2 separate regions of the Homo sapiens genome follow, and region 2 is linked to region 1. A link is a contact called in ENCODE Hi-C data. All regions are on one chromosome and are shown on one strand. Each heading gives the region's core, a stretch centred on a gene start or an enhancer-like site at or near the end of the contact. The rest is flanking DNA. Distances are from core to core; before and after follow the strand shown. Region 1 holds the start of DMXL2 (Dmx like 2). Region 2 holds the start of CYP19A1 (cytochrome P450 family 19 subfamily A member 1).

The links. A loop is a pair of places that touch in the nucleus more often than their neighbours do. Pooled maps may share reads with other maps.
Region 2: a loop to region 1 is called in a pooled map, with 2.7 times the contacts of the local background. The contact joins the promoter of CYP19A1 here to the promoter of DMXL2 in region 1. A Hi-C loop is called at or near these places in 4 of 37 single-sample maps with no recorded cell type and 5 of 50 pooled maps.

Annotation. Positions count from the first base shown.
Region 1 is chr15:51,618,327-51,625,560 of GRCh38, reverse strand. DMXL2 (Dmx like 2) reads left to right here and starts at 2,790. Exons shown (of 44, transcript NM_001378457.1): 1 at 2,790-3,102. The coding sequence starts at 3,016. It overlaps LOC105370816 (a long non-coding RNA gene), which reads left to right. Exons shown (of 5, transcript XR_932236.3): 4 at 275-386; 5 at 736-877. RefSeq lists a silencer at 2,653-2,872 and an enhancer at 3,243-3,652.
Region 2 is chr15:51,332,830-51,340,063 of GRCh38, reverse strand. CYP19A1 (cytochrome P450 family 19 subfamily A member 1) reads left to right here and starts at 1,468. Exons shown (of 10, transcript NM_000103.4): 1 at 1,468-1,569. RefSeq lists cis regulatory regions at 1,162-1,191, 1,256-1,273, an enhancer at 1,225-1,304 and promoters at 1,225-1,543, 966-1,543.

The DNA of each region.
Region 1 (7,234 bases), core at 1,541-4,040:
TATAATTTAATTACCATACAATTCACTAATTTCAAGTATACAATTCAATGATTTCTAGTAATTTTACAGAACTGCCCAACCATGACCACAATCTAATTTTAGAATGTTTATCTCATGCCAAAAAGAAACCTCATATCCATTAGCAGTCACTCTCAGTTCCACCTTCAGCCCCAGGCAACCACTAACCTATTTTCTGTGACTGTAGATTTGTCTTTTCAGAAAATTTCATACAAATGATTTCATACAAACGAATTATGTGGTCTTTTGTGTCCAGCTTCTTTTATTTAGCATGTAGCTGACATTTTGATTGCCATCTCATGAAAGACTCTGAACCAGAACTTTCCTGCTAAGCTACTACTAAATTATTGATTCACAGAAACTGTGAGGTAATGAATCTCTACTGTTATTTTTGGCTGATAAATTTTGGGGTAATTTATTGCACAGTAATTGATAACTAGTACACATCGGTAGGTGATACTGCTGGGAAACTAAGTCCCACATTTAATGGCACACATTCAATGGGCCATTAAACCCAACCCCAAAGGTACTATTAAGAGTTGTGTTGGGATCTCAAATCAAAGCAAAAAGAAAAAAAAAAGAGTTGTGGACATGATAAATTATATCTTACAATTCGATTAGCATATTTTGTTAATGATACAAAACTGCTACTTTTTCTAATTTTTAAAAGAAAGCCCTTTCCAAAATTAGAAGAAAGAATTTCCAATTTGTTTTTAGGTCCATGAAAAAATTTGCATGAACAAGGAAGAGATGAAATTGTGGACAGTCAAAAGTGTGGTCTAGCTGCCCTGGTGGGCTACCAAGGAAACTTGCCATATTAGTCTGGAGTGAGTTTTGACTGATCAGATTGGACAATAAAAGGCTCAGCTGTAATTCCAGGAGACTTAATTAGTCATTTGCAACCTTAAGATACAGCTATCAAGAAGCCATTTAAAGGATTCATGAGGGAAGAGAACAGGTGGATACAGGCTTCAGATTTTGAGTTTGATACCGAGAGGAAGAAAGAGGCTCACAACTTCACAACTGTGTGAATGGGCCAAAACTTCATGGAATGCTGTAAAACAAGAGCCAAATGTGAAATGGTTTAAATAATGTGAATTAGTAACACTCTTGGAAACCTGAGTACAATTTGTTGTTTGATGATAGTTTTGACTTGGTTTCTAATGCAGTGAAGGTCAAAGATTAAGAGACTCATCTAGAATCTAGTAGTAACAAAAAGGAACCCTTGGATATGGCGCGGGGGAAGGGAGGAAGGGGGGGGGAGGGAAGGGGAGGGAGGGGGGAGAGAGAGAAAGAGAGAGAATGCCGCAGGTCATTAGGTATTATTTTTCATTCCTCCTGCAACTTTCTACTGAAAAGATTACCAACGACTGACAGATCTTTGCCTCCAATCTTCCCCACCCTTCCCTTTATGCTTCAAAATGCTACAAAGTCATCTTCCCAAAGCAGCTCTGATTATATAAATTTTTGCTCAGAAACATCTGATATACCCCCACTGCATGCAGAGTGAAATCTGGGCTTCTTGGAGCATTCAAGACTCTCCATAATATGTTTTGGTAGGCCAAGAGTTAGACCACTTGGATACCTTGATCTCTTGCTAAGTATTATTTACTTTCCCTACCCTATAAATCATCTGCCTCAAACATTAATCTTTGTACCTTCAACACCCCCTCTATTTTCTGTACTGTATTTGCAGCATTTCTTGTCTATCTCAGCCTGTCAAAATTAAACTCAGCGTTTATGTCAGGTTATGTCTCCATAATGCCTTATCCACGCCCTTAGTCAACATTCTTCTTCCTCTTCTGTGGTGCATAAAGACTTTTATATCTCAATCACACCACCTTTGGCGTTCTGCCTGGTTTTACAGATAGTTATGTCTTGGTGTCCCCTACTTCCTTACCCTGTGATTTAAGCATAGTATGGGTTAGAACATTTGCCATGAATTGGCCTGTGGCAGGGAGCTGATGATCCTTGTTATCAACCATTCAAAGTTTAGCAGATAGTTTGGAAAATCAGGCGATTCTGCTAATTCATGAAATTACTCATGAAAAAAAGTCGAAAGGAGTCACCCGTCTCTAAGGCGGCTTTTTGCTGTCTAGAATAACCGTGACAAAAGGTGGGAGCAAAATAATTAGCTTTCAGGGGAGTATGGCTTCTCTAAATAGTTGCAAGATGCCTACATTGTTTATGTAAAATAAAATATCTTATGTACTGCACTTTCGAAAAGACTGAAGATATCTAAGATATCTCCAGGTGGAAATTCCCGGTGACGGGTGTCCTTCTGAGGTCAACGGCACTGACCATTGCACACTGTATTCTGGAATACGTTCAACACAGCAAAACCGGCTCGTGGCGCGTCCCCGGCGTCCGACTGCTGCGTGGCCCCGAGCGACCTGCACCCCACTCGCCCCCGCCCCCACCTCCGCCCCAGTCCGCAGCGGCTACAGCCCGGGAGGCTCCAAGGGAACTCCCGCACGTCTGCGCGCGCAATCACGGGACGGCGGGTCGGCGTGGCGCGCGCAATTGCCCTGGAAACCACGGCGCGCGCACGCGCAAACGCGGGTGATGGGGGGAAGAAAGACTGAGCTGAGAGCTTTGCCGCGGGGGGAGGGCTCTACCTCGCTCCCCCGCGGTGGGCGCGCGCGCTGGCCCGCTCCCTTGCTGCACGCTCCCGGCTCGCGCGTTCCCCCCGGTGCCCTCCCCCGCCTCACAAGCACCCTTGCCCTCCCGCATTTGTGCGCCGGTGCAGCAGGCAGTGGGAACATCCGGGCATTTCCGCAGCTGAGCGGCGACCCGGGCGGCGGCGGCGGTCGAGGAGCTCCCATGGCAGGGACGAGGCGGAGGGAAGGCGAAAGGGGGGCGAGGAGTTAAGCCAGAGCCTCCGCGGGGCGGGTTTCCGAGGGAGGCACAGAGGGAAACGGCTCTCGCAGCCCGAGGAGGGTCAGGCGCGGAGCTTGTCGCACCTCCCGCGCATTCTGTCCAGCCCGGGCTCCGGAGATGCATCTGCATCAGGTCCTCACCGGAGCTGTCAACCCTGGAGACAACTGCTACTCCGTGGGCAGCGTCGGGGATGTCCCCTTCACGGTGAGCGGCGGCCGGGAGCCCTAGGGGAAGATACCAGGGGCCAGACGCGGGGGCAGGGACCTCCTGTCCAGGGCGCACGCCTCCTCAGGAGGCTGTGAGATGTTGGTGGGCCCCACCCGTGGCCCCTTTGCAGCCTTGGGGTTTAGTTCCCCCTGGGACCCGTGGGACCGTGGGTCCTGCGTCTGGTGTAGGAAATCACCCGTTAGGGGAAAGGCTTAGGAATCCACCGCACTCTCCACCCCAAGCAAACGGGCCTGAGGTGACTGGACTAGAAGGCTCCTCCTAGGGCGGCCCTTCGGTCTGCGGTGGAGGAAAGTGGTGGTGCGGCTGAAACCCCAGAGCGTCCGTTTCGCAGCTGCTCTCGGCGTGGAGGCGAAGAGACTTGGTGTTGGTCTCGGAGCGTGGAGGTGAAGAGACTTGGTGTTGGTCTCGGAGCGTGGAGGCGATGCTGCGCCTTGGCTCCCCCTGCCCGCTGTGCTAGGGCAGCGAGGAGCTGCTGGAGTCTGTGGCTTTAAGCCTGACTCTGTATCTCCTGATAATGCAGGATCTTAATTCCAACAAAAAGATAGAAAAATTCATCCTCCGCGCCCGAAAGATTTAGAATGGAAAGGTTAGAGTCACAGTGGCTTGGAGAGCTGTCTCATTTATCAGGAGGTCGTAGTTTGGTAATCCTCCTAGATAATATTTTAATCTGTAAGGTAGCCTTTTTTTTAATATAGTAAGGCAATGTGAAAAATTTACAACAGTGCTTGTTTGAGAAAAGTGTATGTATACATAACGTTTTAGAATCTCCTTAAAAGCTAGATGAAGTAGACATGTTTCTCAAGGAGATTGGACTCATCAGTCCTTTTTGAGAGTGGAAATGTTTAAACCAAGCCTTGGAGCTTCGTTTACTCATAGATAGACTCCCATAAATTGAGTTCTTTTTTAAAGAATGAAATTTATACATGGTCTTCCTTATAAGGAACTGTAGGCAGCCAGACCTTTATTAAATATATTTTGTAAACTGTTCTTCTTGATAAAACTGGAAATTCCGTAATGGTATGCTTTTTAGACAAGGAAAACCCTTTGATGTCTGCTTTCCAACAGTGTTTTTAAAACTGCGGAAAATAAAGCTTCAGCAAAACTGCAGAATCATTATGTAGCAGTGCATTCTGGAACAGAATTTATTTTTTGACGTTTTGTGATACATTAACCCCAGAAGATTGCTTTTTAGCCATTTTAATTTTTTAGTGTAATCCACTTGGCCTAGCTCCAGTTTAGAACGACCCCTTTTGTCATCTGTGTTTTATGTACATGTGACTTAAAATATTCATATAGAGCTGAGCTTTGTCTTCAAGTGTGTGGAGAATCTTGGTTTTTGGGGATAGAGAGAAGAAATTTCCCTGTTCCCCAGTAGTGCAGATAGGAAGTTCCTCAGGGTTAGAAGAGTGGGCCTCTTTCATCAAGAAACAAAGCTGGAATCTTTGGTTATATTTTCCTGCTAGAATGGTGGTGGTAGTTTTCTGCTTCCATCTAAAGTGGAGTGCTGTCTCACGGCAGGTCTGGTATGTAGAACTAAATAAACGGGTTCAGATGCAGCCTGGAAAAGCCTGTGTAAGAACTGTTAGTGCTGTGCAGGTGTGGTTATGCTGTAGGCCACTTGTGACCAGATGCTTAGAGTCATTTTCAAATCTTCTTGCACTTCCCTAATTCAGCGTTTCACGAAGTCTAGTTGACTCTGCACTGTCTACCAGATTTACTCCTTTTCATATCCTTAACCACCACCTTATTTTACAATCTTATTGGTATTAATATAAAAGCTTTCAAAACTGTCATGTCCGATAACTTCTTCATCCTCCACACCGCTGCTAGGATAATTTTCTTCAAGTGTCATTTTACTATATTACTCTTGGCTTAAGAATATGTAATTGTTTTTAATAGCTGTGTTAGGAAATGTAAACTTGTCAAGTATTCTCCATCTTTGACTTTATTTTTAATTATATGTACTCCTCACTTTGGCCCCTCTGTTACATACTGATCTTCTTACTCTAAACTGCATTTTTATGTTGCAACAAGACAGTCCTTTTGGGTTTCCAAATTCGACTCAAAATTTACGTGGTTTAGGATGCCTGCCTGTGACACTGTTATTTTGGTCTTTTGACAAATGTAAATACAAACCCATTTTGCACACCATCTCATTTAACTACCTTAGTTTTGAGCGCACTGATCCAGTTTTAATTTTGCCATGAACTAGAAATGATCTCTTGGGCTTTGTGAAAAACAGATTGAAAAACAAAACAAAACAAAACAAAAAACAAGCTGCTTTCAAGCAGTCTATATATAATCAACTAACAAATACTTAAGTTCCTATGTTTGTAAATATAGGAATAATAAATAGTAATAATAGTAAAATAAAATAAAGTAATATAATAGTAAAAATAAAAAGCAAGCTCCTCTTCATGGAGCCTGTCACTTGATTTTAGAGCAATCAGATGAAGAAACTTTAGTTCTGGATCAGATGATTAAAAGGGGGACCAGCCAGGACTTGGAATGAAGGTCTTGTGACTTCTCATTGTGTGGGCTTTTCTTGGTAGTATTTCCTTCTTAATATCAGAGTGCCTGCTCTGGAGAGGGTGTGTGGGTGCGTAGGTGGGTTAGTGGATGGATGGAAGGCCTCCCAGACATAGTGTAGAAGGAACTACTGTCTTGCAACTAACTCATGATTCTTAGCTGATGTTGTGTTTCATGGTAGCCTGAGAACCTTTTCAAAATACAATACATACTTTATTTCAGAGTCTAAAATTGATACATCTTTGAAGAACAGAATTGTTCTAAAAGGATTTTGAGTTTATGACAGTGTAATAATTGAAAGAAATGTGTGTTATATATTTTGCTGTGCATGGTGGGTGGCGTGATTGGTTGGCTGTGAATGACTACTTGATGTCGTGATGTCCCAATTTGTGCAATATTGACATGGTACTGCAGTCTGTAGTGGACAATCTCAGCTGATGTCTGTGGTTTTAGTGGTATCACGTAAGCTATGATGCTTTTCACTTGTGTTTAGGCAGTATACAGCTGTTTCCTTAAACATTCGATTGTGATTTCGTAAATGTAGCTGTAGATATCACATTTTAAAACATCACCTTTTGAACAATTTTGTTCTTTTCAGTGTAAGATCTAGGTTTTCGAAATGTTATCCTGCAATAAGTCAAATCTCTGGTAGTTCAAAGAGATGATCTTCTCCCGTGTATGAGCTTTATTATACTTTATTTTGCCTTTAAGACATTTCTTACTACCCTTCAGTGAATGTTTTGAGGGTTTATGCAACAGATATTGTAAATTTCTCATTATTTATGTTATTACTTTTCTGAAAGATAGTCCTTGGCTATTTTTTAAACTTTACTGCACATATTAAAATATTAATTGAAATAATGATCATACGTGATGATTTTTTAAATTAAAAATTCATTTGGCCTTAAGGCTTGCAGACTATTTTGAGATGTATAGGGGCAGTTACTATTATTCCAGTGTGACATGATTTCAACACATTGATCAAAGTTTACAAAAATTAGTAAGTCATTTGCACTCTTAGGGAATTTATAATATACTGGCAGAGATTAAAATGATTTATATAATTATAACATAAGGCAGATGGAAGAGATTGTAGTTGGGAAAACAAGAAGAGGTTTTATGGAAGAGTAAGGTTTGGAAAGATAAGAACAACAGAAGCAAAGGAATGGCATAATACGAAGGATAAATTATTGAGTGACTGTTTTCTTTGCAAAAGTTACTTTTTAATCACAGGACTTCTTCATTAAATAACAGACACTCTTAGAATGTTGAAAAAATATAATATGCAAACATTACCTGTAGCTTTTCAGGAAAACGTACCTGGTATTCTGACATTCAATTTTTTTTTTAAATTAAAATACCAACAAAAGGTTGGAAATAAATGGAAAACCATTCATTTAAAAATTAGAAAATAATGTTGTATAACCTCTTTTATGGCATTTAGATATGTCTTAACTCTATTGTAGAATAAAATTTCAGTCCTAGAGTTATGGTAACACCAAACCTTGAAAATGATCAACCAGTTTATACATTTAGCAAATGTTGAACACATAGGTGTGCTAAGCTTTGTGGGTATTAA
Region 2 (7,234 bases), core at 219-2,718, 280 kb after region 1:
AGCATCTCTCCTGGCCCCTCTTCCTCCTGCTCCCACCATGTGAGATGTTCCTGCTCCTGCTTTGCCTTCCTCCATGAGTAAAAGCTCCCTGAGGCCTCCCCAGATGCAGGTGCTGCCATGCTTCCTGTTCAGCCTGTGGAACCATGAGCCAATTAAACTTCTTTTCTTGTAAGTTACCCAGTCTCGGGCTTTTCTTTATAGCAAGGCAAGAATGGACTAATACACATACCAATTCTTGCAGGTAGGATTTTTTGGCACAGGAGAGAAAGCTGAGTAGTATCAGACTTCTTGCCCCCTACTCTCCAGGGTGAGCCAGGGTAGAGCCTCTGAGAATGCACAAGGAAACTGAAGTGACATCTCAATCAGAAATTCTGAGTCAAAGTTTAGATTCCTGAGTTTTAATAGGAACATTGACCAACTTCAGTATTCTTAGAAGAGCATACAGGATAAGAAGAAATTAGGAAAGCATGAAGGTCCAAGTGTTTCATAAAGTACCCCCACTGTGGGGATATGATGACTGGGAGGGGATGGCAGTGATGTAAAAAGCTTTGTCCATTTCCTCCCAACTCAAACGTTCTGTGACCTACTTGAAGAACTGTCATGTATCCTTATCTCTTTTCATCCAGGTATCAGGTTTAGGGCCAATGGGGAGGAGCCACTGAGAGGGAGGGTTGACACTCAGCATCATTCAGATCTTCATTTAATTCAGTAAACACTTAACTGAGCACTTCCTGTGCCTGGTATGATAATGGGCATTGGAGATACGGAAGTAAAAAAGACAGGCAGATTACCCTGTGAGCAGCTGGAACACCGTGGAGCCTTCTGGGCTTCTCTTTATCCTAACATTCATTGCAGTTACTGTTGACTGATCATCTCTCAGCAATACCCACCATTAACCATGGAATAGAAGCCTCCTGAGGCTAGGGGCCATGTCACCCCCAACACATAGCACAGTTCCTGATTTGGAATTCACTATTACCCGTTGAATAAATGAGTGAATGAACGAATGAATAAATGAAAAGCTGTATAGTGAAGGCACTTCTATGTAGAACAATGTGGTGTGTGGTGGGGGGTGTGATCTTATGATTACATGTATATAGATTTTTGTCCATGGTTCTTGTCCATAACTCCCATGACACTTGCTGAGGTCTTTTGCTATAATGTAGAGGTGCTTTAGGCCTCAGGAAACAGAATATTTCTCTGGCCTTCTTTGCCCTCCTTTCATCCACCCAAGGCGGGACTCTATAATCTGATTGTGGGTCATAAGACCCTCATTCCAGAGGAGGTCATGCCCCATACCCTGGAGGAAGGAATGCTGCACAAAGAGAGGAAGAAGAATCTGGACAGACAGACCTTGCTGAGATTAGATCATACCCTTTTTGTCCAATCACATTTTGTTCAATCACATGCTTCAGTCATGGACAACAAATGAAATCTCCATAAAAGGCCCAAAGGACAGGGTTCAGGGAGTTTCTGGAGGGCTGAACACGTGGAGGCAAACAGGAAGGTGAAGAAGAACTTATCCTATCAGGACGGAAGGTCCTGTGCTCGGGATCTTCCAGACGTCGCGTATGTATCTCTTAATCTGACTGAGCCCTCAACCTGTGGGATCAGACACTCTTTCCAGGTAGATAGTGTTGGAACTGAGTTGGAGGACACCCAGCTGGTGCCCGCTGCTTGGTGTGTGGGGGAAAATCCCCTACATTTGGTCGCAGAAGTCTTCTGTGTTGATGACTGTTGTCGTGGTGTGAGAGCAGAGGGAAAACACTGCTTGAGTGTTTTTCTGAAATAGGAGGGCCTAAGAACTATACTGTTCTATGCCACAGAACTGGCCCCCTACTTTCCTTGAAAGGCTGGCTATCCAATGGTGAGGAGAGGAAGTGGTAGCCTGAACCAGCCTCCCCATTTCCCCACCTCCCACCCCAGTTCAGAGCCCAGATCCAGTAGACAGAGCAGAGATGAGGCCTGCTTGGAGCCAGGCAGGCTCTATTAGACAACTTCAGGCCAAGAAGCTGCCCCTCTTGGGATGCAGGACTCAAAAGGCTTGTAGCATGGCCACCCCGTGGGCTGGGTTGGTGGAAAGCCTGGGATATTGCTCTGGGGCAAGAGGGGCAGAAGGAAGCGCAAATGAAAAGCCAGACTCCTTTCCTACCAGACTCCACTGTCAGATCCCTCTCCAACTCTTCCTGTGTGGGATGATGGCATTTTTCACAGAAGAAGGGGGACATGTTGATATGGCCTACAAGGTAGACATCTTCACTCATCTCTCACCCTAAAGTGGCTGTGCCCAAGCAGCTGCCATGCTCTGCCCTCTTTCCTCTTCTCCTCTATCTTCTCTCTCCAACCCTCTTTCCACCGCAGTGCCACACAGTGACCTATCTCCATCACTGGCCTATTTCAGTGTTGCCCACTTTAAGGCCTAACTCCGAGTACCCTTCCTCATCTAGCCTTGACTTCCTAGGCCAGTCCCAAGCACTGTGAGCTCTACAAGCTGCAGGGGCTCTGTGGTTATGCACCTGGGCTTTGGAATCAGACCTGACCTTGAAACTGTTTTTTAACTGCATGACTTTAGATATGCTACTCAAGTTCTTTAAAGAGACTGTAATTGTATCTATTTCATAGGGTTGTGAAGCTTTAATAAGAAAATACTTGTAAAGCACTTGTATAATAAATGTTCAACACGGGTTGGTATTGTTGGATATGGGCCATATGAACTGGCTGAGACTTACACTGTGTGTGCCTTGTGCTGTTAGTTGACACTTTAGTTCTTCTGTGCCTTGTGCTGTTAATCGACATCTTAGTTCTTCCACATCCTATTTCTTCAGTTGGGTTACAATATTCTTAAGGCAGGGACCTATCTTAACTGTCCTCTCACAGCAGGGACTTGTGCCAAGTAGGAATATTTGATTAATGGATTCATTAGCTAATCACACTTTGTAGATGCTTTTTGAGGAACAGAACTTTTGAATGCACGATAAACTTGGGTTCTCGTCTGAATACCATGGCTTTGAGGTTGGTTATATGGAGCCTTTCAGTGTGAATCCCTAAGCCTCTTGAGATTTCTTGAGAGGCAGATATGCCTGCATAGCCTGCCCTGCCTGATACTTCACAGAATGGGCTGCTACTTTTTACTTATTATTAAAAAAAAAAAAAAGCTATCAATCTGGCCTGTTTTGTTGACACAGGAGGCTCAGGATATAATGCGGACACAGGGAGATATCTCAATTCCCTTTTTTTGGAGACCAAAGCAGCCAAGAACATTGTGTGCTATCTTTACAATGAGAAGTAGTTTTTCCATTAAAAGGCAGATGCTTCATTTCCAAAAGTTAAATAGAATGGTCCTTAAAAATGATTCCAGCTGGTTAACTTTAGGGCTCTGGAGAATAAAATCAAATTCAAGAATATACCCCAACTTTAGTTCCACAGCATTTCTTCCTGATTGTGAAGTAAATAATTTTCCTGGCCTGGCACTTGGGTATTCTTGTCTTCAGTGATGAGATTGACAGCTACACTGTGACTTTTGATGGTTTTACTGCCCCACCACCCTTCCACCACACTGGTGATTAGGGAGAGAGCCACCCTAAAAGTTGTCACCACATGCATCTTCCACTCAGCCTCTTATGGTTTTAACTCCCCATTCCTACTGTTAAACCCCAAGAAACTTCACACCATCCAACCAAAGTCAGCAATTCTCCCTTTTTTCTTTCTTTTATTCTTTCATGTATTCATTTACTCAGCAAATGGTAATTGGGTGCCTACTATCTGCCAGGAACTGTGCCAGGAGCCAGGAATAGCATGGAGAGCAAAGCCAGGCATCATTCCTGAAGCCTGGAGTGGGGAGACAGATTTACCAAACAATATTAGACATGAGGGTGCAATTCTAAATGCGGCCACGAGACAAATGCTCTGGAAGAAAGGAATGCAGTTCCTTGAGATCATATCACTGAAGAGCCTGTCCTAGAGTTGGATGTGTGGTTCAGGGAAGGCTTCCCTGAGAAAAGGATGCTTGTGTTGGCACCTGAAGCTGAGTTGTAAACTAGGCGAAGATAGGGGTGAGGAGAATTGCAGAGAGGAGGAACAACACGTTCAAGGCCCTATGGCAGGAGATGGCATGGCTTATTTGAGGAACCGTAAGAAGCCAATGCGGTGCCACATGGAGCGTCAGGAGCAAGGAGGAGGGAGTGAAATGAGGCTGTAACCAAGGCAGGGACCAGACTCTGTGGGTGGGACCTTCCTTGTAGGGCTGAGGCCTTTACTGTAAAAGCAATGGGAAACAAATGAGGAGTTTTACGTGTGTGTGGGATGGGGAGGAGTCGGTAGATGGATGACAGATTTTCATTTTAAAAGATTACCTTTTACTGCCAAGACTTGCAGTGGCTTCTGTCACTATGGAAACCATGTATGATCTCTGACCTCCACCAGGGCCAACTTCAGCCTTTAAAACCACCTGGAAATAAGGAAGTGCTGAGTTCTAGAAAATGTAACTTTCTCTTTCATCTGTATGTAAAAAGGTAGTTGAAAAACAGAACCGTGACTAAATTTAGATCATTTAGCCAATCTTGATACTAGTAGGGGTTTTTGTATAAAACACAGTGTGTTGTTAGCATTTTCTTGGAAGTTAGCCTTTGGTGCTTCCAGGTAAGAGCACCAAATCTGCTTATCTCTAGGGTTGGGAATAAGAATAGATGATATTGCTTCCGTTGTGAGATTTTGGTCCAAGTCGGGCTGGTAACAACAGATTTCCGCCTATCGTAGTAGCAGTGTCTTAGACCTTTGAGTTGCCCACTCATTGTTTGACGTGGAGCTGTCTGTGGTTGTGAAGGTGATGCCATTTCAAATCCCCACTTCCCATTGTTTTCTCTCCTTCTTTGCAACAAACATGCCCTCCCACCCCACCCCACTCCACCTTTCTAGTGTAGTGTACCCAATTGTCACAGATCAGATTCTCTGGAAACAAGTGCTGAGATGGAATTTGGAGTACAAAATGGTTATTAGGGATCAGCACCTATGAAGGAAAGAAGGAGAAGCAGGATTGGGCAGAGGGAGAAATCCAGCACAGTCCAACCCTGCAAAGCCTCAGCCAACCCACTGGGAAGCTCTGGATTGTGTATTGCTCATCAGAGTGTCCTGTGTCAGGCCAGAGTGACTGGGCTTTTACCTACCTCACTCAGTCACAGGACAGATGTGGGATGCCCTGGGAAGGTATGACCTGGGGCCAGGTGGCTCTCTGCAGCTGAAGCATGCTTTAATCTTAATCTCTGCAGCCAGGCAGTCAGTCCTTTCTTGAAGGGGGACCCTCAGGTCCCCACATCTCCACATCTACCACATCAACCACCTGAATCTGCCATTCCAACATTAGTAGGCTTTAAATTGTAACCGTGACAGGCTGTAGAAAGAAATCTTTTCCTTTTTCACCTGGAGTGATGGCCTTTCAATAAATGAAAAAGTGATTGTTTTCAGAAACAATGAAAATGTAAAGGAAGCTCTAAGAGTGGATTCTGTGCAATCATGAGAATGGCTCATGAATTTGAAACTGCAAAATCCACAGAAGTAAGTTAATACTGCAAAGCTCCACTTATGGAACTCGAGCCACTGTTTTTGAAAGATAAAACAAAGCCTTACATGTGTAGAGCACTTCAGTTTTCAAAGTGCTTTCTCATGTCATTTGAGTTCCATAATAAGCCTGTGAACGGGGCAGGGCAGGTTTTATAAGCATTTCACAGATGAGGAAGTCAGGGCTCAGGAGGTTTAAGTGATCTGCCCAAGGTCACATTGTTGAAACCTCATCAACGTTCACCCATGCCCTGTTTATCAAAAGTAGGAAATTTTTGGCCCCCATCTTGGGCCACTGAGGAATGCTCAAAATGATGGACAGGAAGTGAAACAATAGAGCAGGGAAATGATTCAAAGTGATGGAGTGGAAAACAGCTCAGACTGGCACTTGGCTCCAAGGCTTAAAAACAAACCTGGAGCAGACACTGAATGCTAGAATGTGTAAGCTAGTCAGGAAAGAAAGCCAAGCCTGGTCTAGCAGATTAAGGAGGATTTTAAGAGATCAATGATGTAAGAACATGATTTCCTAAAAACCATGTAGGGGAACTGTCATCTCTGCAGTGAATAGGTGCATATAGGTCCTAAAAAAAAAGTGAATTTGGGGCCTGATAGCCTAAGACCTTTCATTCCTGGGTTGCAAAGGCAGAGTAACAAGCTAGAATAGATATGCCTCACCTCTCCAGAGAGACTGGTTGGGAGTGACCAAAAGGGATTCCTGCCAATATTAAGCCTGGAGAAGATGACACCCCATCTGCTGAGCCTGGAGACTCAAGCCAGGGACCAGAGGAGTGGCCCCGGCTAAGAGAAGCTTACCTTTTATTGCCAAGACTTGCACTGGCTTCTGTCACTATGGAAACCACGTATGATCTCTGACCTCCACCAGGGCCAACTTCAGCCTTTAAAACCACCTTTCCAAATGAAACAAGAAAGTGCTGAGTTCTAGAAAATGTGACTTTTTAGGTCAAACTGTGGACCCTAAACATGTGCTACTTTCTTAAAGCTGTATGAGTAAACACATGGTCTCCAAACCACCCCCGATTCTGTAATCATAAGAGGGCACCAGTATCTGGGCATCAGTGAGTATCCTGGCAGATGGATCTGGCTGGATGAGGTAAGGGAGTTGTACAGGTGTGCTGAGTCTATCTCTACTCCTGAGCCTGGGAGATGTGAGAAAACAGGAAAATGAGAGTCTCCCCGCCAGTGACTTGATAGGGGATTGAGAACCACCATTTTTGTCCCTTCTGAGAAGGCACCTCAGCTGCTGGCCCTGAGCCCAGAGAGCAGACAAAAGAAAACATTACCCTTATACTTAGGGGGCACAGCAATGCTCTTAGAAGAGGCTCACATGAAACCAAGCCACTAGGGAACAGTAATACATTTAAAATATTAACGTTAGGACATAAACATTCCAGTAGAGCACAAAAAGACTTTCTGGAACCAAATGACAAGATCTGCAGACAAATTCAGTAGCTGAAGGAAAGAAAAGTAGTAGTTAATAGGAAGTAAATTTCCCAAGTTAAGAAAGGGCCTGAGTCTGCCTATTGGAAGGTTTTGGCAAGTTATGGGCAAGACAAATGATTCATAGGTTGAGAAATTCCAGAAGTCTAAGGATGAAAAGAAAATCTTACAGTCTTCCAGAAAGAAAGTACAAGTGACTTATAGGGGAAGAAGGATCATGGGG